3 separate regions of the Mus musculus genome follow, and regions 1 and 2 are each linked to region 3. Evidence: chromatin loops called from intact Hi-C (ENCODE). Cell type or tissue: heart. All regions are shown on one strand. Links, peaks and the distances in the headings refer to the core of each region. The heading gives the core; the rest is flanking DNA. Region 1 holds the start of Nlrx1 (NLR family member X1). Region 2 holds the start of Rnf26 (ring finger protein 26). Region 3 has its middle 11 kb from the start of Gm30373.

Region 1 (9,953 bases), core at 3,151-8,150, 280 kb after region 3:
CTTGCTAGGGATTCGGCTAATGGTGGAAGGCCGGGTGGTTACCAGAATGCTGGCCTGGGAAGGATATGGTTAAAGGTTAAGAAAGAAATACCTATGTCTCAAGAAACCTGACTGTCTCAAGCCCCTAAAGATGAAGGGTCCAAGGATGAAGAGGACCATAGTTATGGACATTATTACTAACAATGCTGGGCATGGTGGCATACACCTTTAATCCCTGCACTTGAGAAGCAGAGTCAGGTAGATCTCTGTGATGTAGCCCTGGCTGTCCTGGAACTCACTCTGTAGACCAGGCTGGCCTGGAACTCAGAAATTCTCCTGCCTCTGCCTCCCAAGTGCTGGGATTAAAGGCGTGCACCACTACGCGCGACCTGTCCAAAAAACTTATATCAACGACTGATTATCTACTATGGCCCAGGGCACTGAGCTAAGCACTTTATATGTGGTATGTCACTTAACCTGTGTAGAATAAGGATAGAAAAACACACAAGTTTGGAGAGGAGAAAAGGGCCAAGGTGAACAAACCCAGGCACTGTTGTCCTACACAACGACCATGTAGGGCAAGAATGTAAAATTCCCCATTGGACAGGTTAAGGAACAGCAGTGACAGGACATGGCAAGGGGCGACCCACCTCGGGAAGCATGTATTTGCGCAGCAGGTTGACTATGATGGCAGCTGGTGGCCCGGGTTCCTCCGGGTCACTGCAAAGCCCTGTGCCTGCCAGCCGGAAGTCAAGGTTGAGGCGCTCCAAGCCATGGAGCACAAAGAGCAGGCGGGATCCCGCAGCAGTCATCAGGGGCAACACCTCTTTCAGGGGTGTGTAACGCTGGGTCACAAGTTGGCACAGGGAAGCTGGGGTGGAGCCCAGGGATGACAAGTCCTCACAGGAGAAGGGGATGAGAAGCTCAAAGGCAGGCAGTCTCCCGTAACACCAGTCTAAGACCATCTTCCGTACCAACGTGCTCTTGCCAGTACCCACGGTCCCATACAACACCACGGTCTGCACGCGGCGCCCACAAGAATCCGGGTCAAAAAGCTGAGACAGGGCCAGTGGGGGGAGCCCTGCCTGGGTTTGCTGATGCCCCGTGGCCAGCTCCGTGGACGGGCGAAGCAGCTCATCTGGGGTGCTCTCTCGGATCACGGGGTCAACATGAACTGTGTCTAGAGCAAAGGTTGGTCCAAACTGGCGCTCCTCTCTGGGCAGTCGGCTAAACCACTCGGTGAGGTTCCGGCGATGCCTTTGGATAGCTTCTGGATGAGAAAGCAAAGGACATTGTTCAAGGTAAAGGACTAGAGGTGCCGGCTCTTCGGGCTAGCCGGGGTGGCTATAGGTCAGGGTAGGGAGTCAACACAGAGAACTCTGAGATGCAAGGACCCGTTGTGGTGTAAACACATAGAACTAACTCCATTAGCCAGTAGGTTACTCAGAAGGTTTAGAGCCCTATGACAGAAAATATGGAGTCTTTGAACAAATTATGCTGAGCCTGGGCTGACTGGCTTCCTGACACCTGGCTACTGGACCCAAAGTTGTCTCAAGGTAGGGAGAGAATGTCTCTGACAGTGCTTTGTATATGGTCCTTGTGCACAGTGTGATGGATGCTCAGATGACAGGAGGGAGGGGGATTGGGAGTAGATGATGGTGGTAGATCCTCTGTGCCCGTCCTCATCCTCCTAGGCACTTCTTCCTTCCACACCACTCCTTTACCTGTGGCAGAGATGCTCCTGAACAGCTGCCCATGCCTCCCTGGTGGGGGAGCACTGTCTGCCGAGTTTCCATGGTAACGGATAAAGGCCCTGAGAGCAAAGACAAGGGATGGTCTGAGGTTTAGAACTGGGGTGAACCCTGGCATGGGCTCAGTCCAGTCCAGTCTGCACTTTCTAAGATGAAGCCTGGACTCTTGCTCTTCCCAAGGACTGAGACCTGGCCCCTCCAACCCTAATTGCTGCTGCCTGCTTGAGACTCAGACTGACCTCTGCCAGATCGATCCCATTCCCCATTATTATGTACCTACACGCTCTAAGCTAACTTCCTCTAGATCCTTGGGAGTTGCCCTGTACCCTTCCCACCCCAAGAAACCCAACCCTCTCTCCCAGGAGACCCTGACCACTCCCATCTCCTGAGCTATGTCTAGCTGTGTCCTGAGGCTTGACACTCCCAGGTCTCACCTAGGGGGCCTCAGGGGATGCACCCCTTTAAAGGGCCAGCTCCACTGGATCAAGAAGGAGATATGCTCATCTGCAGAGAGAAGAGAGGCAGCATCTGCAGGCCCATCCACACACACCCCTCCGGTGCACACCCCGACATTGACATCAACTCCCCCCTCTTATTTGCTCTTATGGTAGCATGTGCTATTCCTAAATAGCAATTATTACATAATCTTCTCTTTAGCCATATGATTATTTGATTATCATCCATTTCCCCCCTCCATGAGAGTAGGACTCACATCTGGTTCTGTCACAATTATATACCAAGAACCTAACCCACGGTCTGGTGCAGAGCCAACATGCAGCTAATGTCTTGGATAAAAAAAAAAAAAATGAGATTGAAACAGCTAAAAGAGGGCCAGCTCTGCTCCCCTTGTCTAAGATGGGGGGGGGGTGGAAGAGGTGACATGCCAGAGGACCCCAGCTATATTACCACACAGCTGGAAATGGTGTCTGGATCCCTGCTGTTTTGGAAGCATCCGGACCCAGAAGCAGAAGGGGCGGGGGGGTGTCAAAGCAGAAACCTTCATTTCCTGCTTACCTGGTAGCTGGGGTGTTCTTCCCAGGCCAGAGCCCCAAGAGGTCCTGGGCAAATGGCAGCCCCACCTCATCCTAGGAAAACTGGAGCCTGGAACACTTAGAGCCACTTTCTTTCCTGTTGCCCTGCAAAAAGAAAAGTGTGAGTGGGATTGGCAAATGGTTCAAGGGGTAAATACTCCTGCTACCAAGCCTGAGGACCCACATTCAATCCCAGGAACCTACAGGGTAGAACTGTTCCCCAAAGTTGTCCTTTGACCTTTGCACACAGCCAAACCTGCACCCACCATAAACAAATAAATAAACACATAAAAGAAAAACGTAAGAACAAACAAAACACCAATAAAGTAAATTTAAAAAAAACAACCCAGTACTGTGAATGTACGGCCATCAAACCTCCCTTACATGTGCATACACACACACACATACACATGGCACATGCACACATATACACAGAGACAGGCACATGCACTGACAGACACACACATACACATGGCACATGCACACAAATACACAGAGACAGGCACATGCACTGACAGACACACACACACATACACATGGCACACGCACACACACAAATATACACACATACAAACACATACATACCTCTCTCTCTCTCACACACACACACACACACACACACACACCTCTCCCTCCCTCTCTTGCTTTCTCTCGAACCCTTACCCCTAGTATCTAAGAAGGGGCCATCTCCCAAGAGAGGCTCAGCCCTTCCTCATATGTATAAAAGAAGCCTTTGAAACCCTGCCCTGGCTTCTAGCTCTCCTCAGCAAAGATAATCCTAACCTGAGTGATTCTGTTTCATCTCCTACCAGCTCCTGCCTGGCACTGGAGTTTCACAGCTGCCTCTGCCCCGAGATCCAGCCCAATCATCTGCTTTTAGGTTTTATTTTTGCTTGACTGCTAGCAAGCTCAGATAGGAGCCCTGTGCTCACTCGCAGGCCTTTTCTGAGCCTGGCTTTTTTCCCCCACTCATCCTTATTCATTTCCGTCTGCTTTTGTGCCACGGCTGAGTTTTAATGGCTGTATCACTTTATCATCTCTCTGACTTTTATGTAAGCTGCCTGTAAGGCTGGCATAAATAATAAATGGATGTGTGAATGAACTTCCTGCTTGACACAAGGATGTGCCGCCTCTGCCTCACACTTCAGCCATGCCAACCTGGCCTCGTCAGCCCCCCTCCTCTGTTTACTTTGTGGCAGAGCTCCCCCAAGCCCTGGATTCACACACTATTCCCTTGCTCTTTATTCGAAGCCTTCCCCCACAGGCAGCGGTGGCAGTCTTACAGATCTCTCCCTACTGGTTTTTGCCAGCCTCTTCATTTCATCATTTCAGAGAGATCCTTCCAGACCTTACAAAACCCTACTTCCTCAAGTCCTCTGTGCCTCCACTGTTGGCCTATTCCACTCCCTCATCCCCTGCAGAAATCAGCTCCCTAAACTCCTAAGCTACTTGACAGCTATGAAACCCAGGCCCACACAAGCTATTTTTCCAGGTTTGCCCCCAGCCCACACCTCATCCTCCAAGACTACTATTGGATTCTTGCTCTCACCTTCCTAACTCAGTCCCTATACTTTGGTTAGCATTTACTTTATCAGAATCCCAGACACTCTTTGAAGATACTGCTCAAGGTACTCTTTCCCAAGGAGTCTATTCTGGCCCACCCCATCCCACAGCTCCTTGACATGCATATGTGGCTAGGCTGGCGTGGCCTCCCTCACTGCCGCTAGGGCAGAAGGGAAGCAAACTTAGGAAGAGGCTGCACTGAGCACAACTAGCCAGAGCAGGAGCTGGCTGAGGTCTTGAGTGGGCTGGAAACAGGAGACCTGGGGATTAGAGAAAGGTCCTGAAAACCTGACAAATCCCAGGATTGACATCAATCAGCCCCAGGTCCACTGAGTCAAGATAAGACGTGCAGGGTCTAGGATAATTCTCTAATCGAGCAGTTGTCATGGCACTAATCAAAAGAAGGAATGCAACAGAAGTTGCGGAGCTTTTCCACCAAACTGGGTCCCAAATAGCTTTCCCACTTCCACTTGGCTTGGGGGCGGGGGGGCAAAGTGAAGCTGCCAGTAGGCCTGTATTCAGCGCCCAAGCTCCGGCAGAATCCCCAGTGCCACTTGCCCGCTCCCGCGACCCAGCTGCCCGGCTCTTGCTTCCGGGGCCCAGCGCAGCCGTCCAGCCGGGGGCCGGAGGAGCGATCGACCCAGTTAGGCCTTTACCCAGGTTGCCTAGGCCCTGGTGCCCGTCGCCGTGGCCCGGAGGGAAGGAGGCCTGCGTCTCCCGCTGGCTCCGAGCTTCCCCGGCTCGCTCGGCACGGCGCGTCTAGGCCGCCTCCGCCCGCCAGCCAGCGCGCAGCCCGGCCCACTCTGGCACCCCGCCCGGTCTGGACACTGGAGGGCACTGAGCAAAGACCCGCAGAAGGGGGAATGGGGTGCTGGCGCGGGGCGGAGACTCCGGCCCCACCCGGTCTTCCCAGGGCCCAGGTTCCCGTACTGCCCCCTGCAGGTTCCCAAGCGTCAGGCCCAGCCGATGACCTCATCCACCTCCAAGTCTGGACTTGATGAAGCCCATTTTACAGATGAAGACACGGAAGCGTGGAAGAGAAAATGACTCGGGCGCAGGTCGTCCCTGTTGGAAGTAGATGATTCAGAAGAAAAGCTCCGGTCTAGGCCTTCCTTACACTTAGGTACTCATCCCCAGAGCATAATGACTTCCCTTCCTGCTCACAAACGTAGCTTACCTCCAGGCAGAAGACAGCCCTTCTTGGATCCTCCCCTTCTGTGTTATTCAGTCCCAAGACTCTAGAGGGGGGCCTCTGACCACTTTGGCCAGGAAGGAAGAATGGGTACCGACAGATAACTTCCTTCTCCAACCTGTTCTTCCTGTCTGACATCCCGTCATGGTTTTAGCCTTGGGACTTCCGTGTTCTAAAAACCCCAACCCTCATCCCTTCCATTCAAGGAACACCCAAGGTTCTCGTAACCAAGCTGACAGTGACCTTCAAACAAGGAACGCCTCCACATGCAAACACTGGTGTGCAATGTGCAAAGAACAGACATGAAGTAGAGAACTCAGAGAGAGAGGCTCCTCAGGGCCGGCTGGGAAGAGGCTTTTGTGGTCTACCCTCCATAGGAACAGAAGGCCAATGGTGATAATTTTATCTAGGCGATTGTCCATTTATTCCATGTGTGGTGTTAGGCCAGTACTGAACATTCACCCTGGGCTGCCAAGCAGAGCAAGTCATGCAGGGACCCACCATACTTGACAATGAATTTCTTCAGAAGTCGAGGCAAACTATTAGGAAAATTACTACCTGCCTCTAGCAGAGACTCTGACATTTGAACTGGCTGTTAAAAAGTCAGAATGAAAAAAGTCACTGGGCAGCATGGAAAAGGGCATATTTGCATTTTAAGAGATGTTCTTCTAAGATTGGAGAATGGCTCGGCCGTTAGGAGCACTGGCTGCTCTTCCAGAGGGCCTGGGTTCCATTCCCAGCATCTACACAGCAGCTCACAACCATCTGTAACTCCATTCTCAGTGGATCTGATGCCCTCTTCTGGCCTCTTCAGGCACTGCATGTATATGGTACACAAATACACATGCATGCAAAATACCCATACACATATTTATTTGTTTGTTTATTTGTTTATTTATTTATTGGTTTTTCGAGACAGGATTTCTCTGTATATCCCTGGCTGTCCTGAAACTCACTTTGTAGACCAGGCTGGCCTTGAACTCAGAAATCCACCTGCCTCTGCCTTCCAAGTGCTGGGATTAAAGGCGTGCACCACCACCGCCCGGCTGAACATTTTTTTGCACATATTTTTTTAAATATTAAAAATAAAAGAGTCTGGGTAGAGGTAGCACATGCCTTTAATTTCAGTACAAGAAGGCAGAGGCAGGTGGATCTCTGAGTTCAAGGCCATCCTGGTCTACAGAGCGAGTTTCAGGATAGCCAGGAATACACAGAGAAACCCTGTCCTGAAAAGAAAAGAAAAGAAAAGAAAAGAAAAGAAAAGAAAAGAAAAGAAAAGAAAAGAAAAGAAAAGAGAAGAGAAGAGAAGAGAAGAGAAGAGAAGAGAAGGATGGATAGATGGAAGGGTGGATGGATGGATGGATAAATAAATAAAGTTCTTCCAGAGATTGAATAATATGAGCATCTCCATGGATATAGTCTCAGGGGTGACATTTAGGGTCCAGTAGTTTCTCTCCACTTACCTTGCCGTGGGAAGTCAACTGTCACCTGGACCTGGCTACAATTATTGTTTATTGCTCACAGCAAAACCATTCCCTTCCCTCTATGAATATGACAACTGTGTGGGTTATTATATTAACATATAATTTGACTGGCCTCTGCAGACAGAAGGACTGTGAGTCATGCTGTGGGCATGTTCTCTGTTGTCTGGCCTCAGTGTGAGCCACTAGGTGCTCTGAGAGCCATGGCACAGAGATCCATCTCGATCAACTCTGCCCGCCAGCACTTTGCGAGAGCCCTGACACAGAGGCAGCATGCTGTGAATACAGTCTCTGGGGCCTAGCAGGTGGGCATGAGAGAGAGAGAGAGAGAGAGAGAGAGAGAGAGAGAGAGAGAGAGAGAGAGAGAGAGAACATCCATTTCCAGACATAGCTGGATGTGCAGGTTGCAAGAGCAGTGTCTGGAGAGCTCGCCTGTCGCCCTCTGCCTACCTCAGGTTCCTTTGCTGTAAATGGAGATGGTGGTACCACTGCTCTTAGCCCCATCTTGGGGCTGCTGTGGGGATCAAAAGCTCTCTCTGTGAATCTCTGAACTGTTGTCCAAGTATCCTCTGTGCCTGAAGTTGATTCCTGGCTTCAAAGGGGCCCTCTCTAGTCTCTGTGGAACTTCAAATCAAAGGTGTTTGATTATTTCAGACCTACTTCATTGGGGGCTTAGAGTGTAGCTCAGCGTAGACTTGTGTTTGGTGTGGGTTGAAGACAGGTTTATGTTTTAAAAGAGAACCAACCAAAGGACTTGGAGGTCAGAGACTGTAATTCCAGCTATTTAGGAGGTTGAGGACAGATAGTTATAAATTCAAGGCCTACCTAGGTTGCAGAAGGAGTTCAAAGACAACCCAGGCAATGACAGCCAACTTGTCTAAAAGTATAAAACAGCTTTAAAAGGCCTGGGCATGTGCAGGGTCATAGGTTCAACCTGCAGCCAAATGCTCATTCCTGTAATCCCAGCACTTACCGAATTGCTTTGAATTCAAGGAAAACCTGGGCTACGTGGTCAGGAAGGAGCCTGGAGATGTAGCCCAGTTGTTATAGTGCTTGCCTTCTGTACACGCAGCCCTGAGTTTAATTTGCAATTCGGTGCATAAACCAGATGTACCTGCTTGAAAGTGTGGTGTTTAGTAGGTAGGCACAGGAGGACCAAATGCTAGAACAGCTCTGCGGTGACATAGTAAGTTCAAGGCCAGCCTGCACCATATGAGAACCTGTATAGAAAGAAAGAAATAAGCTCCACCCAGATGAATAAATAATAAAAACGAGTATTAGAAAAAATAAGAGCATCTGTGTGTATTGACCCTTAATCTTAACATTCAAGAGAGATCTTTAACTTTTGACGAGCCCCTTATCAGCATCACTCAAGGAAGAAGGCCCCTAAATGCCCCCTCAAACAACCTAGGATTCAGATTCCCAACTTCTCCCCCTCGCTCCAAGTCTTTGTAAGAAATGAAGCTAGGCCGGGCGTGGTGGCACACGCCTTTAATCCCAGCACTCGGGAGGCAGAGGCGGGTGGATTTCTGAGTTCGAGGCCAGCCTGGTCTACAAAGTGAGGTCCAGGACAGCTAGGGCCATACAGAGAAACCCTGTCTCGAAAAAAAAAAAAAGAAAAGAAAAGAAATGAAGTTAGTCTGTCTACAGTTGAGTACCCAACCAGTCTAGATCCTAGTCCAGACCAGAACACTTCCTCTACCTGCGGTACAACTGTGGCATCCCAGACAGCTGACGGGGCTGGTTTCAGTAGGTTCTTTCAATTTCCCAACCCAGGAGAGAAAAGATGAGACAATACAGAGCTTGTTGGGCCATCTGCCACCAGGGCTCAAGCCCCTTCTCAACCCCTCAGAACCCTTGCCCACTCCAAGCCTCTAATGTGTTGTGCTGATTACTGATCTCTCAGCCCTGGTATAGGTGGCCAAGTAGAAAAAAAAATGGAAAGGAAAAGAGAAAATTAGGGGTCTGGAGAGGTGGCTCAGCAGTTAAGAGCACTGACTGCTCTTCCAGAGGTCCTGAGTTTAATTTCCAGCAACCACATGGTGGCTCACAACCATCTGTAATGGGGATCCAATGCCCTCTTCTGGTGTGTCTGAAGACAGTGACAGTGTACTCACACACATGAAATAAATAAATAAATCTTTAAAAAGAGAGAGAGAGAGAGAAAATTAGAGTAAGCCCAGTAAGGTGCCTGCCACTCCCATCCTGGAGGCAGATAAGGCTCTAGGGCAATTCTTCTCAACCTATGGGTCAGACCCCATGGGAGTCAAGTATCAGATATCCTGCATATCAGATATTTACATTACGATTCACAACAGCAGCAAAATTACAGTTATGAGGTAGCAGTGAGATAATTTTATGGTTGGGGGTCACCACAACTTGAGGAACTGTATTAAAGAGCCGCAGCATTGGGAAAGCTAAGAACCATTGCTCTGGAGGCTTTTCTGTTTCCCATTGCTCTTTTTGAAAACCACTGGCTGGCACTCTCCCTTCCCCCTAGGCACTACCTCGGCTCCATGAGCCCCGGACAGAGTCATGGACCACTATGGGAATATACCTATGCATCCAACATAAGTGTCCACACACAGCTTGCGGACCCAGCCATGACCAAGCGCCCTGACCAGTGCTGAGAGAAGGGAGTCTGGTAGCAGAAGACTTGGCTCCATATTGTACTTCTCACCCTGCCCACCTTTAGGAAGGGTCTCTCTCATGTTACCCAGGCTTGCCTCGATCCCTAAGTAACTAAAGGTGACTTTGAGCTTCCCATCCTCCTGTGCCCACCTCCCTAGTTCTGGGATAACACGTGCATGCATGCCCCTCCATCTGGACTTTACAGCACTGGAGACTGAGACTGGTCTTCGTGCATGCTAAGCAAGCACTTGGCCACCTGAGCTACATGCCCAGCATTCAAGGCTCCATTTCCACTATTTAAGGGCCAACGTCACCATTCTCTCAT
Region 2 (9,953 bases), core at 2,754-7,753, 120 kb after region 3:
AAGTTCTTACCCACTGTGCTATACCCCTGCTCCTTGGCTTCTTGAGACAGTCTCTAGGTGTAGCTCAGGAGGCTGCTATGAGACTTGACATCTAGCTTGGGCTGGCCTTGAACTCTGCCTTCCAAGCACTGGGATTACTTGGTGTGTGGCACTACGCCTGAATGACACTTCCTATTCTAAGAGGCACCATGATTGAAGTGAGGTAGGCAACAGCCACCCACATCTTGCCTAGTCTGCTCTGGGCAAAGAAGCCCCCTGTACGTCCAGGCTGGGGCAGGGGAAGGTCCCCGTGGGTTACATCACGTCTCCCCTCCCCTAGCTTTGCACCTGGTACATCGAAGTGCCTGTGGGATACGGGATAAGACTGGAGTTCCACAACTTCAGTCTGGAAGCACAGGCTGAGTGCAAGTTTGACTACGTGGAAGTGTACGAGGCCAGCAACCTGGGAACCTTCAGCTTCCTGGGCAGGTACTAATCAGGGCTAGAGTGGTGGGCAACCCATCCCCCCCGTCTGGCAGGCCAGGATCCATATGCTAGGCCCAAGGGAGTCCCCAGCTTCAGTGTCTTCGGCTGCTCTATAAACTAGAGATCTCTCCTACTGGCATCCTGAGACGGCGCGTTCTTTCTCAAGAAGCCCTTCACTTCTGCGGTTGCGTGGCCTCACTTTTCCTACTTGTAGGGAGGGCCTTTGCATTGCCAGCCTTCCCCGACTCTTCCCCATCTCAAAGTGGCTCAAGTTTAAGAAGTTGTGTCATACATCTTGTAACAAGCAGCCTGAGTCCCCAGACCCTAAGCTCCATGACTCAGCCCTGGCATGGCCAAGAGCCCAGCCCAGAGCCCCAAGGGCTGGCCAGTGGCCTGTGCCCAGGATAGTTTTCTGCCCTGGGCAGGTTCTGTGGAGCAGAGCCACCACTCAACGTTGTCTCCTCGATGCACCAGCTGGCTGTAATCTTCAAGACGGATCTTGGTATCAGCAGCGGGGGCTTTCTAGCCACCTACCAGGCCATCAATACTACAGAGAGTGGGTGTCCCTGGGCAGGTGGGTGTGGGCAACAGAGGATCCTCCAAGGAACATTAAAGGGTACCCTGGAGGGCAGTAGGTACAGGCATGCCCCTTGCCCACAGACCTTTGTGGGCCCACAGAGTTCTGCCAGAGCGGAGGATATAGGGATCTGCAATGGATGTGTGACTTATGGAAAGACTGTGCAAATGACAGCAACGACAACTGCAGCAGCCACTTGTCCCCACAACCAGGTAAGGATCCTTCCTCTAAGCAAGTCATGCCAGTCAGAGCAGGCAAGGCCCCTACCACACTTTCTTCAGTCCCCCTTCCTTCCTCCTTGAGAGTTCACGGCTGGGCCTCTCTCCTCTCATCCTGTGCCCACTTCAAGGACTCTCAGCTGGTGGTGGCATTGTACACTCGTGTCATCTGAGAGGGACACAGGAATGTAGGAGTCAATGGGAGGGGCTTTGAGACATATCCACTTTGATACCCAGAGTCCTCTGCACAGCCTACCTCACAGACCACACGACAGAAGTGGTCCCAAGTGGTCTCCAGTTGGGTGCTCCACATATCCTAAGATCAGAGGGGTCTACGCGATACCAAGGCTGTCAAACAACAGCCTCTGGAAAACAGCAGGGCTCCTTGGAGTATGTGAAACCGTTTCTGTGGTTGCCTCTTGAGAGACTCAGAAGTGCCTATGACGCGTGTGGAAACAACGACCAGGCAGTGTCTTCTCCCCCACAGTGACTCAACCCTCCTCTCTACAGACCTGACCTGTGAACCTGTCCAGGTGGAGATGTGCCTTGGACTAAGCTACAATACCACGGCCTTTCCTAACATCTGGGTGGGCCTGGCCACGCAGACAGAGGTGACAGACATCCTCCGAGGCTACAAGGTGCTGGAACAGAGAGGAGGGAGACCATAGGGAGGGTGGGCACATGGAGACTGGACACCTGATGTTCATCTTTCCTCCCACAGAGTCTGACAAGTCTACCCTGCTACCAGACTTTCCAGAGGTTCCTCTGTGGACTGCTTGTGCCTCGATGCACCTCACTGGGCACTATCCTACCCCCTTGTCGTTCCGTCTGCCAGGCGGCGGAGCAGCAGTGCCAGTCTAGCCTGGCATTATTGGGCACCCCCTGGCCTTTCAACTGCAACAGGCTGCCCGTGGCAGCTAGCCTGGAAGCTTGCTCCCAGCCCTGACCTGAAGCCAGCCCCCACCCTCTGTCTGCCCATCCTCCTCTACCTATGTGGGTGGGTGGGTGGGTGGGTGGGTGGGCAGGGCAGGCAGTGCTGTGGAGCCGGGGCAAGGAGCAACCAGAAGCTAGGAGTCAGGGCAGAAAACAAGGGCAAGGGTGGCCTGGATAAGGGATTCTGCGCATCCTCCCTGGTGCTTCTCAGAAAGGAAAAGGACCAGAGTTCCAATTCTGATCCTGCCCAGGACAACCAGGACCATCTTTCCTCCACCTTCCCTGAGCTCTTATTTACCAAGACAGCCCTAGACAGTGGCCAGGCCCCACGCTGTGCCATTGGACAGCCTAGCAGACTTCCTATCCAAGTCTCTGACCCTGATTCCGTGTCTCGGTCTTCTGCCTTCTCCCTTTCCATTTAAGTTCACTGTCATCTGACCTTCAATCTTTTTCATTTAATCAACAAAACTGTTTTGAGTGACAATCTAAGCCTGGAGGTCCAACTGGCTCTCTGTTTCTGAAATTCTTCACCCTGGGCCCCCTACTAATCCAGTTCTCCACCCCTGCCCCACCCCCACCACGGGTTTTGATCTTGGACTCCATCATTATCCCATTCCTTCCTCCCTCCCTCCCTCCAGCTCCTGGGAACTGGAGTCCCAAGTGTCTGCCTCACAGTTCGGCCTCTTGGTGATGCAGGCTCTACTCTCTCCTCCTCCTCCTTTCTCCACACCCCCTACATCCCCACAATTTTGGCCGGCCGCCGGGCGACACCACGAGTTATTTCCCTGCTATTTCCCAGCCCTGGAGTTCTTGGCCTCTGAACAACTGGTTTCCTCTAGGAGTCTGGGAGGAGCGCTGTGAAGCCAGCAAGGAGCAACCAGAAGCTAGGAGTCAGTCAGCAAGGACAGGGGCTGCCTGGTAGGGGTAGGAGTGGGAGCAGGGCCAGCAGGAAGGTCTGAGGAAGCCATTCAAAGCTTGCAGCTGGGAGTGCTGGGGAGCCGGGAGGGGTGAGTTTGGCAGAGGAGGAGGGTAAGTGGGGGAGGGGACTGTGGGAAAGCCTGGGCGCCAGCTAGGGGGATGGAGAAGGGCTTGTCTCTCCTTTCCTTGTTCCCAGTTCTTGGTTTGGGGCACCCCATCACACAGTGCTCAACCCCAAAGGCATGTTTGTAGGGCGGGGACCTACTGGGTTCCACCTGGGTGGGGCGCGAGGTTGGTCCTAAGATTCTGGGTTCCAACTCTGGTCCTGCCCAGCCTACAGACTACAAGAGAGGTTCCTGGAGTCTGAGCCTCCGGGGTCACCACCATGAGGCCACTTCTTGCCCTTCTGCTTCTGGGTCTGGTGTCAGGCTCTCCTCCTCTGGACGACAACAAGATCCCCAGCCTGTGTCCCGGGCAGCCCGGCCTTCCAGGCACACCAGGTCACCATGGCAGCCAAGGCCTGCCTGGCCGTGACGGCCGTGATGGCCGCGACGGTGCACCCGGAGCTCCGGGAGAGAAAGGCGAGGGCGGGAGACCGGGTAAGAAGTCATTTTCGTTGCAGTGCTTGGGTACATATATTCTAGAGAGCACAGCAACTGCTCTGGTGGATCCTTTGGGGGTCAAGGGTCCCGCCAGGGGGCGCTACTCTCCCTCCATTCCAGTCGGGCTGGAGTGGGGCGAGGTGGTCTGCGGATGGAGGGGGGTGATTCAGCCCCAGGGAATCAGAAACCCTGATGCCTCTACTCGGCACTTCAGATCTGCTCCCCACAGGAGGCAATAGCCAGGGAGTCTGGGAGGCTTAAGGATGGTTAATAGTCACCCTTCTGCGGCTCCTAATTTCTCCCCTCTCCATCCCCTGCAGGACTACCTGGCCCACGTGGGGAGCCCGGGCCGCGTGGAGAGGCAGGGCCCATGGGGGCTATCGGGCCTGCGGGGGAGTGCTCGGTACCCCCACGATCAGCCTTCAGTGCCAAGCGATCCGAGAGCCGGGTACCTCCGCCAGCCGACACACCCCTACCTTTCGACCGTGTGCTGCTAAATGAGCAGGGCCATTACGACCCCACTACTGGCAAGTTCACCTGCCAAGTGCCTGGCGTCTACTACTTTGCTGTGCACGCCACTGTCTACCGGGCCAGCTTGCAGTTTGATCTTGTCAAAAACGGGCAGTCCATCGCCTCTTTCTTCCAGTATTTTGGGGGGTGGCCCAAGCCAGCCTCGCTCTCAGGGGGTGCGATGGTAAGGCTAGAACCTGAGGACCAGGTGTGGGTGCAGGTGGGCGTGGGTGATTACATTGGCATCTATGCCAGCATCAAGACAGACAGTACCTTCTCTGGATTTCTCGTCTATTCTGACTGGCACAGCTCCCCAGTCTTCGCTTAAAACACAGTGAACCCGGAGCTGGCACTTGCTCCTCAGTGGAGGGTGTGACACTAACCCGCGCAGCGCATACCAGGAGGGCTGGCCCCCTGGAATATTGTGAATGACTTAGGAAGAGAGGGAGCCACTTCCAGTCCCACTGCTGGCAATGAATGGAGACAGGCTGTCTGAGGTCAAGACAGCGTGGAGCAGTGGCTGGGTTTCTGCCCAGGACTTTAGAATGCAGTAGGCTGGCAGCTGTGGGTCCTGGCCCAGGACTCCAAGGTGGGATGCTCCATTCCTAGTCCTGTGTCCCCTCTAGGTCCCTGACTCCATCTCTGCTGCTCCCAGGGCAGGCCTTTTTCTCAGAGGTCACTTAATAAACCTAAAATCCTCCCACTGGTCTCTCCCTTTCTTCTGAGGATGCAGGGCAGGCTGCTTCCTGGGGGGGATGGGGCCATGATACAGAGGTACAAGCAAGCAGACTAGAATAACTGGCTCCCCAGAGCTGCCACATACATGTGAACCCCTGCCTGGCCAGGGCTTAACTTCTGGTTTAGGGGCTATGGCCACTCAGAAAAAGGGACACATTTTTCTAATTCAGAGAAGCCAAACCAAGTGGAAGCAGCCAATGTCTGGTCTGACAAAGACCCAGGACCTTTCAATCATGGCTGCCCTGGCTGCATGCCAGGGAGTGATAAAGATACCCACTTTCTTAGATAACTAGAAAGCTATCGCTGCCACCCGACCAGAGATGAGTAGTTCCTGAGATGACCACAAGGGGGTGTCCGAGCTCCAGACTACACCGATTTAAGGGCTGGGCTTCCAAGGTGGTTAGGGGAATGGATATTAAGGTCTGCAGAAAGAATTCCAGATGGGAGTAAAAGAAAAGGAGGTCCTTGGCCCCACCCCGGCTCAGGAAGTTTATCTTCTCTAATAAAATGTTTATCCTCCACATTAAACAGAGACTGCAAGGAGCCAGGCTTCAACCCCCTGGTGGGGAGGCAAGCCCTGCCACGGGTCTCCAAGCTGAGGTGGAGAATTTGTCTCCACTGTGCTGGGCACAGCTTGGGTAGGCCAAACCATAAAGTATGAGGCTGACCACAGGCCCCCTGAGGGCTCACCACTTGTGACACTCAGTTTAACAGACTTAGACTAACGATAACACACCCAGGTTTGCCAATTCCAGTTGCTCAACTTCTCAATGCAAAGGAGAGGGACCTCCTTGAGGGCCCGGCATCATCTCCCTCATCCAGAAAACAGCCGCAGAGCCTGTGCATCTACATGTCACATTAAATTATGGGGGTGATCCCCTAATTTCCTGCTGGCAGTGGGAGGGGAACTGTATCTGGGGGGGGGGGGGTCGTCTAGGCTTCCTGTGTCTTCCAGATAGGCCCATAGGCTCTAGTTCACACCTGCAGCAAAAGGTCCTACGCTCCAGCTCATCACAGTACCAGGCCCTGTATCAAGACACAAAATAAGACGCAGGGCATGGGGCATAGTGGCACACGTCTTTACTCCCAGCACTTGGGAGTTCAAGGCCAGCTTGGTGAATCCCAGGACAGTCAGGGATACACACAGAAACCCTGTCTCAAAAAAAAACAAAAACACAGACAAGTACCAGCCCCTCCAGGAATGGGAGGGCCGACTGGCCTCCAGGCAGCAGATTCTGCTCTGTCCACGGGGAAAGGTTAGCACAGTAGGAACACAGGAAGAACAGGGACAAGTTCACATTCTGCTCATAAGAGTTTATAACGCAGTACAGAGAAGGCGACTCAGAACCACTGACTGCAAGGCAGGTCAGAAGGGCAGGCACTAAGCAGCCATGCTTGCTGTGGGCTTTCCTCTTGGCACCGCCAGTCGCACAATCGCCTCATCCCCACCCCTGAAGCTCGCCATCCAGTTGCTCGCTTCTTATTCTAACTACTCTCAAAAGACCTGGAGACAACACCAGCTGACCGGCTGCTGGAGGACCACTCCCAAGGACCACACTTAGAGCTGTCAAGAGAACTTTATTCATAGAAACTGGGCAGTCCGACCGACTAAATGGAGCTATGACCCCTGAGGCCCAGCCCCTCGTTTGGACCCAAGTGAAAAGTGCGGGATGCCCTCTCCACTGCCGGAGAGAGCCCAGGAGGAATGCTATGTTCTATGCCATGTAGGGAATGAGTAGACATCTGGTTGTTCCTTCCGAGGCTCCCCATGGAGCTGGGGTGCCTGAAGGTGAATGGTCCCAAAGCCAGGTGTAGCTGCACCCCTGTACTCAGGGATAAACTCCTGACTCCAGGTCCTGGTCAAGTTGGGAGTCTTTAAAAGACAGTGACAGGCAGAAGGGCATCTGCAAGTTTCTACTCCCAGACCTACCAGGGCAGAGGCTCTGGCTGAACATAAAGGTTCAAGATCCAAACCAAGAAAAAACAAAAAAGAGAAAAAGAATCAAGATCACTCTAAGGCCCATGAGTTTCCAAAATCCTCAAACAACACTGATGTGGCGTGGCGTGGCGTGGCCTGGGGGAAAGGACCAAAAACTCCAACAAAAGAGCCAGAAGCAGAGAAGGACAGCCCTAGAGGCAGGCATCTGGGTGGGCCCTGGCAGGCGCAGCACAAGAGCCCACCACAGAGTCTCAGGGCCCTTGCATAGTGACATACTCACCACCCTCAGCATCTCAGGGCCCCACACAGGATTTAGAGAAAGTGTTACTCTGTCCCACCCAGACTGGAGTCTTCCAGAGTATTCCAAGCTACACGTCCTGGATATATGGCTTGAGGCTTGGCAGAGTCGCCGCCTTCGGGGGCAAAGAAGACTCAGGCCAGAACCCAGAGGCAAAGTGTTGATGCTGTCCCGGTGTGTGGAGCGCAGAGGATGAGCAGGCAGGGAGGGAGTCCTCAGAGGTAGACATTGAGGGTTTGCAGGATGCTGCGGCGGCAGAGCGGGCAGTTGCGATGGTAAACAGGGTGGCGCATGAGGATCTCAGTGCAAGCCTGGCACAGGCACAGGTGCCGGCAGGGCAGAAGCAGCACCGTTTTGCTCTGGTCCTGGCAGATAACACACTTCTTCCGCTCTTCTTGCTCCTTCAACAGCTTCCATGGGTCCTGCCCAGCGGCAGGCTCGTCCTCGTTGAGTTGCTCTCGGCCTCTAGCTGGTGCAGTTCTGATGACCTCCTCTTCTGCTTCAGGAGGAGTGTCCTGTGGCTGGATCCTGGCTGAGAACACCCTCCTGGGGCCACCTTGGGGGGCTCCTGGTGCTCCTCCCCGATTTGGCCAGCTGGCCAGTTGTAGGCTGCGGCTCCAGACTCTGCGCCAAGCCTCCAGACCTAGTGGAAGGCGAGTCAGCCGTACGATATCCTCCCAAAGCCGGTGGTAAGATGGGCGGGCATGAAGCTGACTGAGAGCTTGAGTGGCCAGCCTCAGGGTTTGTTCTGGGTGCAACACAATCAAAATCACTGCCAGCACGCAAGCCAGCAACACCAATCCAGTGAGATGGAAAACCACACAGCTGGCCAGCAGGCGGGCGGCTGAGGCCAACAGCTCCAGTGCTAGCTGGCAGGGGGTCCACAGGAGAATGGCCATAGCCACTGCACTGCTGGAGATGTGAGCGAGGAAAGCAGCCACCACGTCTGTCATCCTCCAAAGAGGCCCCGTTACAGCATCCCACAGGGCCAGCACCAGGGAGAAGAAGTTCTGAGTGCTGATGAGGCAGATGTTGACTAGACTGTTGATCACATAGGCCACCAGGCTCATGGCAATAGCACATATGTCACAGGCCTGGCGCAGCAAAGCATGGCCATTGGAGACCATGTTCAGGATGCCCCGATTCAGGAATTCCCGGCTCCTCAGAGCTCCGTGGGAGGCCAAGTGCCCCAGTAGCTTTAAGCTCTCCAAGCCAGAGTAGCAGCTATAGAGGAGCGTCCCCAAGGCCTGCAGTCCCCCGAAGGTAAATCGGACCACAGCTTCAACTAAGGCCAGCAAAGAAAGCAGGAATCCTCGACCCAAGTGCAGAAGACTGGTAAGTACCGTGTGTGGCAGATTGTAGATGAAGGCCAAAAGCCAGGCCAGGGTAGCCAGGAGGGAGGACACGAGCAGGAAGTTGAGATCCAACATCAAGGTCAGCAAGTCCAGCACCAGGCCCACCCCATTCACCACCAGGTAGACAGCCTCCATGATAGGGCTGCGAAGTTCAGGACAAAAGGAAGGCTGGCTCCTCAGGGAAGGCGGTGTCAAGGTTGCCACTATTGTGGCGAGATCGGAGTGAATTTGGAAGGGATGCGAACGTCTAACCAAGGAAGAAGCAAGGGCTACAGAAGTGGGCTTCAGGGAAGACTTTTACAGAAGGGAACGGCGTCCCGGCTTGGAAGGCGGAATGTTCGGGAGCGAAGAGGTGAAACATCTCTAAAGTGACAGCGAGCCTGGACCGGAGGAAGCACCTCAGCGTTAGGAGCCTGGAGCGGTAAACACGACAGGGCCACGGGTCAGACCGGGAGGAGACCCGCAAGGATGGGACGGAGTCGGGAAGGGCCGGGTCGGGGCCGGGTGGGGGCGGCGCAGGCTGGGCGCGGGCTCGCGGTCCAGCCACGCAAGTGCCCCTGTCCCCGCCCGGCCCCTGTCCTCCCGCTCGCGGCGAGTGGCACCCAAAGGGAGAGCGGGACGGAAAGTCAGCCTCGGCAAATCCCGAGCGCGGCCTCGACTCCACTGGGCGCCGCCATCTTGTTTGCGAAGGGACGTGGCAAGCAGGGGGCGGGACTATAGCCTGTGGCCAATCAGTGAGGGGCAATGGGCAGAAATGTCGACAAACCATTGGTGGTTTTGAATGGCGCCCAAAGACAGTTTCCAATGAGAGGGGTGGAAATGTGTTTATAAAGCGCCCCCTCCTCTTTGAAGTGGTGATAGGTCCGTTAGCATGTCGGTATAATTTTCCCTCCCTGTCCCGCTCCGCCCCTTAAAGAGCCAGAGCCACACTTTAATGAGGCTGCCTTTAAGTGTTGTGGCCCCAACTCCACCTGCTCCCGATCCTGCGTGCATTCTTGGAGCTCTGGGCTAGGCTCTGAGATAGTACCTCCTCCGCGTACGCTGGGACCCCCGCCTCATCTCATTCATTCATTCATTCATTATTTATTTATTTATTTATTTATTTATTTTTGGGTTTTCGAGACAGGGTTTCTCTGTGTAGCCCTAGCTGGCCTGGAACTCACTCTGTAGACCAGGCTGGCCTCGAACTCAGAAATCCGCCTGCCTCTGCCTCCCAAAGGCATGCACCACCATGTCCGGCTCATCATTTATTTTTTATCATTTATTAAGCACTTAACATGCCTTGGAAATACAACCCTTTTTAAGATTATCGTCTTATCTCAAGCTATTCACAAAGTGAAAAAGATTGTTAAAGGAGATCTGTTGTCATTGAGAAAAGGAGCCACAGAATGAAGGAGCTC
Region 3 (9,953 bases), core at 2,205-7,204:
CATCAGCTCCTAAGTGTCCATCCCGAATGTCACTACCCACCAACGAAGCTCTCACACTCTGCATGTCCCCAGCAGCCCATCACTCAGGTCAGACCAGACCACGCAATCCATCGTGGAAGGAGGGAAACACATGACTCAGGCGTCGTAGAGCATGCAGCTTTCCCTTTGATGCCATGGCTCCTTGTGCACGCCCTAGAGTACCAGGGCCCCATCAGAGAGCTAGGGCATCACATGGTCCCTGGGACAGCCAGCAGACCCAGAACCTGGAGTTTGCCTCTCCCCAACCCCAGGAGACACGTTCACTACCCACACCCCAAGAGGACCTGTGCTATAAGTGTCCCAGCCTGACCTGGTCACCAGATGGGACAGAGCAGTGATGAACAACAAGCCCTCCATCCTTTCTCTGCACACCTCCCAGGGCCTGACTCTGGGATCTAGAAAACTTTCTGGAAATTTTGGGGGAGCTCCTGGCACAAAGATGCTGAAGAATCAAAGACAGATCAGAAAAGTCTGGGAACAACAGGACAGTGGCAGAAGTTGCCTGCCCGTGTCACCCATCCTTCACTGTCACTGAACATGACAACTCCCACTCACCAACCTCTCAAAGCCACCCAGTTCCAAGACCTGGTTCACTGCTACCCTCTCCTCCCAGTCCCTGGGTCCATGGCAGGTGAGGGGGCTTCTTATCTTCCCAGAATTGCCAAGTCTTAAAGCCCACTCCAGCCCACTGGCTCTTCACGTTGGTGTGGCTCACCTGAAGCACAGGCCCCGACCAAATCCAGTCTCCTTGAGGCCACTTTTCAACAATAACATAGGTTAGCCAAGGACCCATTAAAGTTCTAGGAGGGAGATATGTATGTTTGCACCTGTATATGTCTGTGGATGCATGTGAGAGTATGCGTACACATTTTCCTGTGTGTGTGTGTGTGTGTGTGTGTGTGTGTGTGTGTGTGTGTAGGGGTGTGTTTGTGATGGAGTGTAGGTATGCGCATCTGTATAAACATGCTTCTGAGTAAATATATGTGGTGAACTCAGGCAGATTTCCCCTCATCGGCGTTACTCTTCCCTCCATGCCAGCCATAGCAGAATAAGGTTGACCAGGACTGAGTGCAGAGCAGCCCCTGGGGATGGACAGAGCACTGCTCAGCTCCCACCTCCTCTGCATCAGGCCCAGGATGTCCAGACCCACTTGCTAGGAAGGCTTTGCTAGGGCTAGGGATTCCCCTAGGCCTGCCTCAGCTCCTTTCTTCCCTGACCTGGACTGGATTCTGGCCTCGAGGCTACCCCATCCTTCTCCAGGCATCTCAGTGCCTCTCGGGTTCAGGTCTGTAGAGAAAGCTCCTTGATGCCAGCCACCTTGGCTACCTCCATCCTGTGATACTGCTCAGCTTGGAGTCTCCTGTGCTGCCCTGCTGTCATTAACAGCAGGGACCGGTAAGCACTTACATCCCCCACGTGCCCTGACCGCCACCCTAAGTCAAACATTTCAAACAAAGGCCATGAACAGCCCTCTGCTCATTTGCAGAAGCAGGAGTGCCTGTAGAGAGCAAAGGGCACTCACTCGCCTGCCAGCTTGCTGGCTGTTCAGCTTGCTTCTCTGCTGCTGCAAAAAGCACTAACCGAAAGCAAGCTACAGAGGGAAACCGAGACAGAACTGCGTAAAGTCCTGGAGCAAGGATGCCTGTTGGCTCTCTCCCCTGGCTTGCTGGGCTGCCTTTCCTTCTTTTTCTCTTTCACTCTTTCTTTCTCTTTCTTTCTTCCTTCCTTTCTTTTTTAATCTTCCTCTATAGCTTTTACCAGTGTATTATTTTTTTAACTTTTTTTTTTTTTTTTTTTTTTTTTTTTTTTGGTTTTTTGAGACAGGGTTTCTCTATAGCCCTGGCTGTCCTGGAACTCACTTTGTATTTTTTTTTTAACTTTTTATTGATTCTTTGTTTGTTTGTTTGTTTGTTTTTGTTTTTCGAGACAGGGTTTCTCTGTGTAGCCTGGCTGTCCTGGAACTCACTCTGTAGACCAGGCTGGCCTCGAACTCAGAAGTCCGCCTGCCTCTGCCTCCCAAGTGCTGGGATTAAAGGCGTGCGCCACCACGCCCGGCTTATTGATTCTTTTTCACATCATCTACCCCAGTCCCACTCATCTCCCCCTTGCATCCACCCTCTGCCCTCAAAACCTACCCCCCCCCAAATAAAAACCACACAAACAGACAAGCAAAAAATTAACCAAAAAAAGCATAGAAAACATCTTATCCTGGAAGCTGTAGTGTGTCAGTGTGTCCCATAGTATACTCTTCTGTCCACACATCTTCACTTGCAAATGCTCCTCGCAATGAGTCATTGGTCTGGTTCGAGGCTTCTGAAACACCATCAGTACTAGACCCTCACCGTGACTCCTCCCAGTCGTCCTGTTGTTGCCCAGTGTCATGGAGATGCTGCACCCTTGGATCAGCAGGACTGGCCCTTCCACATGCCCCAGCAGTTCACAGATGATGTAGATTTTGGATCTGGGCCTGGGTGGGAGTTAAGCTGGTTAGCATACCAGCTCTCCCTTATCTGCACCACCCACCAGGGAGGGTTCCCCAGCACTGCTCTGGCTGGGCCACATGGCCATTGGTAGGAAGCAGACTCAGCTCTCCCACTCTCATGCTCTCCGGGCTAGCTCACCCACACCCTGCCTCCAGAGTCAGCCCAGTGGAGAGGCAGGGCCACTCTCCCAAGTGCTGTAGCTGGCAAGGAGCAGGGCCAACTCACTGCTCTCATCTCCAGACTGCCTCAGATGGCAAGCATCTAGAGGGATGATGGCCAGCATCTAGAGGGGTGATGGCCTATACAGCCCATGCCTAGCAGCAGCCTAGGGAAGGACCACTCACAGTGGACTAGGCCCTCCTGTAACCATTAGAAATTAAGAAAATGCCTAACAGACACCCCGCAGGACAATCCAATGGAGGCAGTTCTTCAGGTGAGCTACCCTCTTCCCGGGTGACTCTAATTTGTGTACAAATGACAAAACTAACTAGCTAGGAAGCAACACTGCTTGCTGCTCCAACCTGGGGCATCTATGGATAGGAGTTTCAGGAATACAGGAAATCAGGAACGAGTATTCATACATGGGTACATATATACATACATCTGTACATTTATATACACATATATACATACATATAACCATATATATGTATATCCACCCATATCTACATGTACATACCATACATCGAGCCATCCAACAATGCATGTTATCAGATGCCCCATCCCTCAGATCCTGAGCTGGACACATGGAGATCTCCTCCTCCTCTTTTTCTTCCTCCTCCTCCTCCTCCTCCTCCTTCTCGTCACAGTGGGAAAGAATCCAGGAGTAGGATGTTTTCCAAAGCTTGTTCTTTGACAGTGCTGACTAATGGAACTTCCTGGGGTGACACCAGTGTTCTGTGTCTGTGCTGTCCCCTGGGCCCCACCATCTCTAGCCCACATGGATGCTGAGCATCTGAAGTGTGTCTATTGGGACTGAAGAACTGAATTTTCCCTCCTAATACAGTTGTAATGAACTTAGACATAAGCCTTATTACATGATGCAAATGAGCAGCTCGTGGACCAGATGCCACAGCTGTAAAAGCATCATCCACCCTGTGTACATATGCATTAATGCATGTTCATGTACATATATACATATATGTGCAAATATATACAATACATATATGTATATGTGTATATGTGCAAATATACATATATTTAGATATACATATATGTACATATATACAAAAATGTACATACACACACACATATATATATGCAGAGAGGGAAAGGAGGAGTCAGGAAGGGGTAACCTCTGGTAGGACTAGGAGAGACTCTAGGACATCCTCTTAGAAGTATTTATTGAGGGCCAAGAAGGGACAGACTTTGATAATACAGCATTTGACACACAGTAGGGAAGAAGAGCTATTAGCCAGGTGTACAGCACTGCTCATCTCAGATACTGTAAATCAGGAAAGGCTTCACAGAAGAGATGATTTCAAAGGTAAAGCATCAGATAGAAACTGTCAGAAAGGGGTTTGTGCAAAGGCCCTGAGGCACAGCAGACCCAGATGACAATTAAGTAGATAGGGAGCTCAACTCAAGCAGCCGTGCTCAACCCCTCGCAGTGGGTAGCACATGCTGGGCCCTCCCCAGAGGAGGAGGGGGACAGGCACAGTGCCAGGCAGGCCACATCTAGTTTGCTCATTCCTCTCCCATGACTCCTGATGTCTCCACCCACCCCATAAACATGATTTGGAAAATCTCTTGTCCCAGTCCCCGGCTGAGCCAGTTCCTCTGCCCTTGTGCACCCTCTCTGAGGTCAGCAAGAGCTGGGAATTGAGCCCTCGTCCCTCCAGGAGCTCCTGACTCATTCTGGAGAGAGCAGCTAAGCCTGCATTCTCAAAAACCAGTTCCAACTGGAGGGGAACAGACATGACCCCAGCTTAGGGACACAGACACCAGAGAGCAGGGTAGGGAGAGCCAGAGACAGCAGGAAAGAATTTGGCAGCGGGACAGAGGCTGATGGGAAGAGATATTTGACAGACAGCCCACACCAGTAGGAGACAGACATGCCAGGGACAAAGATGACACAAACGAGGAACAAGGACATACCAAGGCAACCAAAGACAGCACCAGGACATCCAAGTATAAAAAACAGACTGGACTGTCACCCTGGAAATGGTGGGGTAGACTCTCCCGCAGCACTGAGCTGTCACATTCACTGTCTGCAATTGCAAAGAAGACCACAAGAGGGCACCATTGCTCCAAGAAAGCTCACAAGCCTGGTGGTTCAGAATGGTCAAATCAGACTCCCTGGTTTTGGCAAGTCTGTAGGAGGCTAAGGACCAAGAACCTCCACACTCTAAGCTGGAGAGTGTCCTTTCCTTGCCCCAGGATGTCCTCAATCTAGTTCTTGGACTCCACATTACCTGTCCCTAGCCTAGCTCATTATTACCGTCTGAAGCTGGGCATACCAGGCATGGCCCCTGCGTTTGCTTGAAAGGGGGGAACAACACGCAGGTCTGGGGTCTGAGACATGCACTGAGCCTAGAGCAGGCTTTGGTTTCTTCTTGATGAATCCTTGGGTTCAAAGCATGCCCCACACAAGTCTGACCCCATGTTCAGCAGCAGTCTACAGGGCTAAAAACAATGCCACCCAGGGCTGCGTTCACAGAACCATGTGGCTTCAGGATGCAATTAGTAATGTGGTCACATCTTTGAAAGAGCTGTTAATAAGCCAATGTAAAGCAGGGGGACAAGCCCTGTGGAACTGCCCTTGTTACATCAGTGACACAGCAATATTGTTAAATACACTTTGTCATCTCTAAGACAAGCGTCTATAGCCATTACCCATTTTGCAGATGGAAAAACTTGGACAGATTCCCTCCCATGACTCTTCTCTTCCCCCTGAGCCATAGCCATGGTTACAGCTTAGCCTTAATTCCCAAATGGCCTTGAACTTCCTCCTGCCCTTTAGCCAATCCATCCACTGCCCTCTCCTGGTTCTGTTCCCGGAGTCTTAGGGATATAACCAGGGTCCTGCACATCTAGGTCGCTGCCCTACTACTGAGGTAGATCCCTGTGGTGGCTATTCTTGGTTGTCAACTTGATTACATCTGGAATTAACTAAAGCCCAAGTGGCTGGGTACATCTGTGAGGGATTTTTTCTTGATTGAATCATTAGATCATTTGAGGTCGGAAGGCCCACCCTAAGTCCAGATCATTTGAGGTCAGAAAACCCACCCTAAAATCTGGGCCACACCTTCCATTGGCAGCCTATACAAAAGGCATGGAAAAGGGACGCTTTTGCTCTTTGCCTGCCTGTTCAAACGCTCACAGGCAAGTGTTCTCCTTCACTGGTGTTAGAGTTCTTGGATATCTGTTGGTAGGCAGCCATTGTTGGACAAGCTGGACCACAGCCTCAAGGCATGCTAATAAATTCCATATAAACTAATAAATTCCATGTAATTCCATATATATGTATATGGAATATACATATATACACATATATGTATATCTAATATATCTATATATATGTATATTAGATGTATAGATAACATTATATATAATATGTTACATATTATATATCATGTAATATAGATAATATATTATATAATATATATATATGTATGTATGTAAAGAGAGAGAGAGTCCTTCTCTTCCTCTAGAGAACCCTGACTACTACAGTCCCTACCCTCTGCTGAGTTCAGTGTCTTCAGGCACCCAAAGTTCTAGGCACCCAAGACAATTTTGATCTTGTCACTAATATATGTGCAGTGTGTGGCCATGGATGGCATGACCCAATAGCCCTCAACCAGATACATCATCCTGTCCCCTCTGCCTCCCTGACTCCAGCCTTCCACCCCTGCCCTGAAGTCTACGCCTCCCAGTACCCTCACCTCAAAGGACCGCAGTGCCCTCATCCCTCCCCCCCACCCACCCCACCCCACCCCCCGTGCAACTCCAAGCTGTCCTGGGGACACTGCAGCCAGAGTGGCATGACTGAAGATCCTTTCTAGAGGGACGCTCTTGCCCCTCCCTTGCCCATCTTACTAACGAAACAACGGTCCCACAGTAAATTAGAATTACAACCCAGAAGCTTGTGCTGGAAGGAGGTAAAGACTGGGGCCCTGGAGCAAGCCAGAGGAAGATCCTGTCTCTCAGAGATGTCTTCCCGAGCTGAGACAATGAAGAGTCCCTGCTGGGCAGAACCACGTCACTCCTTCTATTTAAACTTCAGTTTCATGTCAGGATCCCAAGATGAACTTGGGGTTAGACATCAGTCATATTGGATTAGGGCCTGTCCATCTGTCCTCAGTTTGCATTGATGTCCCTTTCAAAGGGCCACCTCCAAGCACAGCCAAGTATTGGCTGGTCTACCTGGGGTTGGTAGAACGAATGCATTGGTGGGAAGAACACAATCCAGTCTGTTAAGGACTCCAAGCAGGTACCACTATTGCCCTTGCTCAGCCCCAGGGAAGCAGCAAAACTTTGCTCAATGTGTTCAAAGCATTTGTTTCCTAGCCACACAAAGCTGTGGCCCCAAGGCCACCAGGGAGGCCACAAGGATAGCAGAGAGTGTACACAGGAAAGGGTGTGCTCTGAGGAGGAAACTGCTATGCATGCCCAAATGAGAGCTATAGGAGGGAGGACTAGAGAGGTGATAGGAAAAACTAGAGAGGGGAAAAAGGGAGGACTAGAGAGAGGACAAAGGGAGGACTAGAGAGGGGGAAGGGAGGACTAGAGAAGGTACAGGGAGAACTAGAAAGGGAACAGGGAGGACTAGAGAGGGGACAGGGAGGACTAGAGAGGGGACAGGGAGGACTAAAAAGGGGATAGGGTTGTAGCAACATGGAGTTCATGCTCATAGGCAAGAGTGACTTGTAGAGCAGAGGAGGGGTGAAGTGGCGAGGGGAGGAGGGATGGGACAGGTGCCAGGTTGTACACTCTCTGGGGTGCAAAACAAGAGAAGACCCAAGGTCTTCTAGACTGGAAGAGGTCAGTGGGTATGACTGAAAGTATCAGAAGGGAAAGTTGGCCATGGGCAACCCTCGTGTCTGAGTAGGGGTCTTGAGTACCAGGCCAAGGAGATCTGGAAAAGTATGTTATATGTAGCACTCGGGGACCTGAGCTAAGGCAGAAGACTAGAGCTGGGAGTCACTGCAGAAGTGCGACAGGACCTCTTAGTAGGACTGCATATCCAGGTGAGGGCACAACTGTCCAGTGGCAGATGAAGGATGGCTGAGTATAAAGGCTGTCTGCCCCACCATACGTGGCAGATTCCCCTGCTGTCCCTAAGAGATAGGGCTCAGCCTTCCTACCTCTATCCCCACTCAAGTATTCAAACACAAGCCCTCTAGAGTGTCCACAGGGGAAGTGTCTTAGTGTTTCACTGCTGTGAACAGATGCCATGACCAAGGCAACTCTTGCACAGACAACACTTAATTGGGGCTGGCTTATGGGATCAGTTTCAGTCCATCATCACCAAGGTGGAGTATGGCAGTATCCGGGTTCCATGTCGTTAGCTCCAGAGAACTGAGCCAACCCAGGAGACAGCCACTGCTTGAGGGTACAGGAAAGCTCACACCCACATACTAGAACACACATGTCTCTAGTCACGCCTCTTCCTGTCGCATGCCCAGGACAGCTGGGAGAGCCTAGTTTCAGGACTCCAGCCTCTACCATGATTTGTGGAGAAGGCGACACAAATGTTTCCAATAGGCAGGACGAGGTCCTCAGCTCTACCTGGACAGAAGCCACAGGTGGGCAAGGAGAAGCCCTTCAGGTGCAGGTCTGTGATAGCTTTTGGAGAGGCAGCTACAGGAGGAGCCTGTTCCTTGCCCGTGTACATTCCTTATAGGGGCTGATGGGATGCTATCTGAGGAACTTAACCTTTAGAGACCTCACAGTAAAGCAGTAGCCCAGGGTCAGGAGAAGTAGAGAAAGGTGGCCGCTGTCCCAGGATGAAAGGCCAGGAGCTAGAGCTAGACCCTGTCAGGGGACTCTTAGCTGGAGAGGAACCCCAGTCCTCATCCCCAGTAAGTGGGTGGCAGGCACTGATCCCAGCCCAGTCACTAAAGCCAAAGGGAAGTGGCCATAAGGAGGCTCGGGAGAGCAGATTGTAACCTGCTTCAGACTGCTCCCCACCCCACTCTCCACCAGCACACCCACACTCCACCCTGGCCCCAGAGTGGGAATCTGACTTGCATCCTAGACAGCCATCTCCTGGGCAGTGTGACCCTGGTCCCTGACCTCTCCCACCCAGCATGAGGGCTCTCACAGTTAGCTCTGAGCCTTCTGCATACTCCAGGATGAAAACCAGAGGCCTGCATGCTAATCTGCCAGGTTTTCCATGAAAATCCTCTCTCTTTCCTTCCAGCTTGGCCACACTCTCCCCAAGAACCAGCCTGTGGCCATTCCATCGTGATCACAAGAGACTCTCTTGCTCTCCTCAAAGCTTTCGCACCCGCTGCTGGGATTGTGCCAGCTGAGTTCTATTTGGAAATGGAACTGGATTTCATCAGGCAATCAGAGATCTGTGTCTCTCCAAGGAGGGCAGGGAGCAGGTTCTAGCATTGGGGAAAAAAGGAAGAAAAGCCCCTTAAAGATCTCATTACCCCAGGATGTGGTTTGAATTCCATTCTCCTTTCCCAGCCATTTATTAAGGGGACCAAATCAAAAACACAAGATATAACTGGGGTTGGGGGAGGGGGCAGATGGACCACACAGACGACAAATCCGGGAAGAAAGCTGAGTCAGCGCCCATGTTAACCGGCCAGGTCCAGCTCCTGTGTCTCTTTGAGACACACACAAACACAGCCCCAGGGTGCAGGCCCTGTGGGAGAGACAGGATATGCCCCACCCACTTCATGTCCTCCTCCATCGATACAAGCATGTCTTTACCAGCTCAGCCATCTCTGTAATGCCCCCCCCTCTCCTTCTAACCAAAGGTTTTCCTCGTGGCTTTCTTCCTCCTCCCTCCTTGCCCTAATGTAGAGCACTCCCCTCCCCCTAACTCAGCATCAGAGCTCTCCCAGCATCCCACTTTGCACCCCTTGGCCACATGAAACATTTTGACCCCTGCCTGCTCCTGCCTCCTGGCATGGAAGTTTCTCTCAGGCCAGAGCTCTCTCCGTTCCACATGGAACCAGCACACAACACCATTCCCTTGGCCTTGAATCCTCTCAACGGCCTGCCCAGTGCCCTCTAAACCCTTCCGTTCCCTGCTGCCGCCTGAAGGGCACCTTGGTCTTCTGCAGTTTGGTCCACTGGCCTGTCACTGTCAGCAGTGTGGCCACACCCTCAGCCCACCCCTGCAGTGGCTGGTGTTCTCCTCCTCCCCCATATCCCTCTCCTAACTTCTCTCCAGATTCTCTCCTCAGGCAGCCTCTCAAGCATGATGTTTTTCAAAATTTGACCCAGAACCCCCTTTCTTCCAAATTACTA

The links. Hi-C counts contacts between places; a loop is a spot of excess contacts. Peaks named below come from ENCODE experiments on the same cell type or tissue, not always from the same donor. Only the 100,000 strongest peaks of a DNase experiment are listed, where the experiment ranks them.
Region 1: a loop joins it to region 3, with 3.0 times the contacts of the local background. A loop is called at or near these places in 6 of 42 quality-filtered maps.
Region 2: it touches region 3 in a loop (7-fold over the local background); 16 of 42 quality-filtered maps call a loop at or near these places.

The regions. Positions count from the first base shown.
Region 1 is chr9:44,263,000-44,272,952 of GRCm38, forward strand. It overlaps Nlrx1 (NLR family member X1), which reads right to left and starts at 5,188. Exons shown (of 10, transcript NM_001163743.1): 1 at 4,981-5,188; 2 at 2,745-2,858; 3 at 2,165-2,234; 4 at 1,704-1,792; 5 at 630-1,249; 6 at 1-54. The coding sequence starts at 2,814. In heart, for the core only: CTCF peaks have their summits at 4,477, 5,263 (motif pointing left) and 6,323 (motif pointing left); DNase peaks (open chromatin) are centred at 4,522, 5,152 and 5,722; H3K4me3 peaks cover 1,328 bases; H3K27ac peaks cover 2,036 bases.
Region 2 is chr9:44,104,262-44,114,214 of GRCm38, forward strand. It overlaps C1qtnf5 (C1q and tumor necrosis factor related protein 5), which reads left to right. Exons shown (of 14, transcript NM_145613.4): 9 at 320-468; 10 at 891-1,039; 11 at 1,144-1,254; 12 at 1,771-1,898; 13 at 1,982-3,710; 14 at 4,034-4,926. The coding sequence starts at 3,497. The coding sequence ends at 4,551. It overlaps Mfrp (membrane frizzled-related protein), which reads left to right. Exons shown (of 14, transcript NM_147126.3): 9 at 320-468; 10 at 891-1,039; 11 at 1,144-1,254; 12 at 1,771-1,898; 13 at 1,982-3,710; 14 at 4,034-4,926. The coding sequence ends at 2,206. Rnf26 (ring finger protein 26) reads right to left here and starts at 8,790. Exons shown (of 1, transcript NM_153762.3): 1 at 6,520-8,790. The coding sequence starts at 8,688. The coding sequence ends at 7,414. In heart, for the core only: CTCF peaks have their summits at 3,802 (motif pointing right), 5,300 (motif pointing right) and 5,509; DNase peaks (open chromatin) are centred at 2,970, 3,690, 4,470 and 5,300; H3K4me3 peaks cover 3,051 bases; H3K27ac peaks cover 2,983 bases.
Region 3 is chr9:43,980,065-43,990,017 of GRCm38, forward strand. No RefSeq gene overlaps it. Among named protein-coding and RNA genes, the nearest start is that of Gm30373, 11 kb to the left of the region's middle. In heart, for the core only: a CTCF peak has its summit at 4,736 (motif pointing right); DNase peaks (open chromatin) are centred at 2,447, 4,397 and 4,737; H3K27me3 peaks cover 517 bases.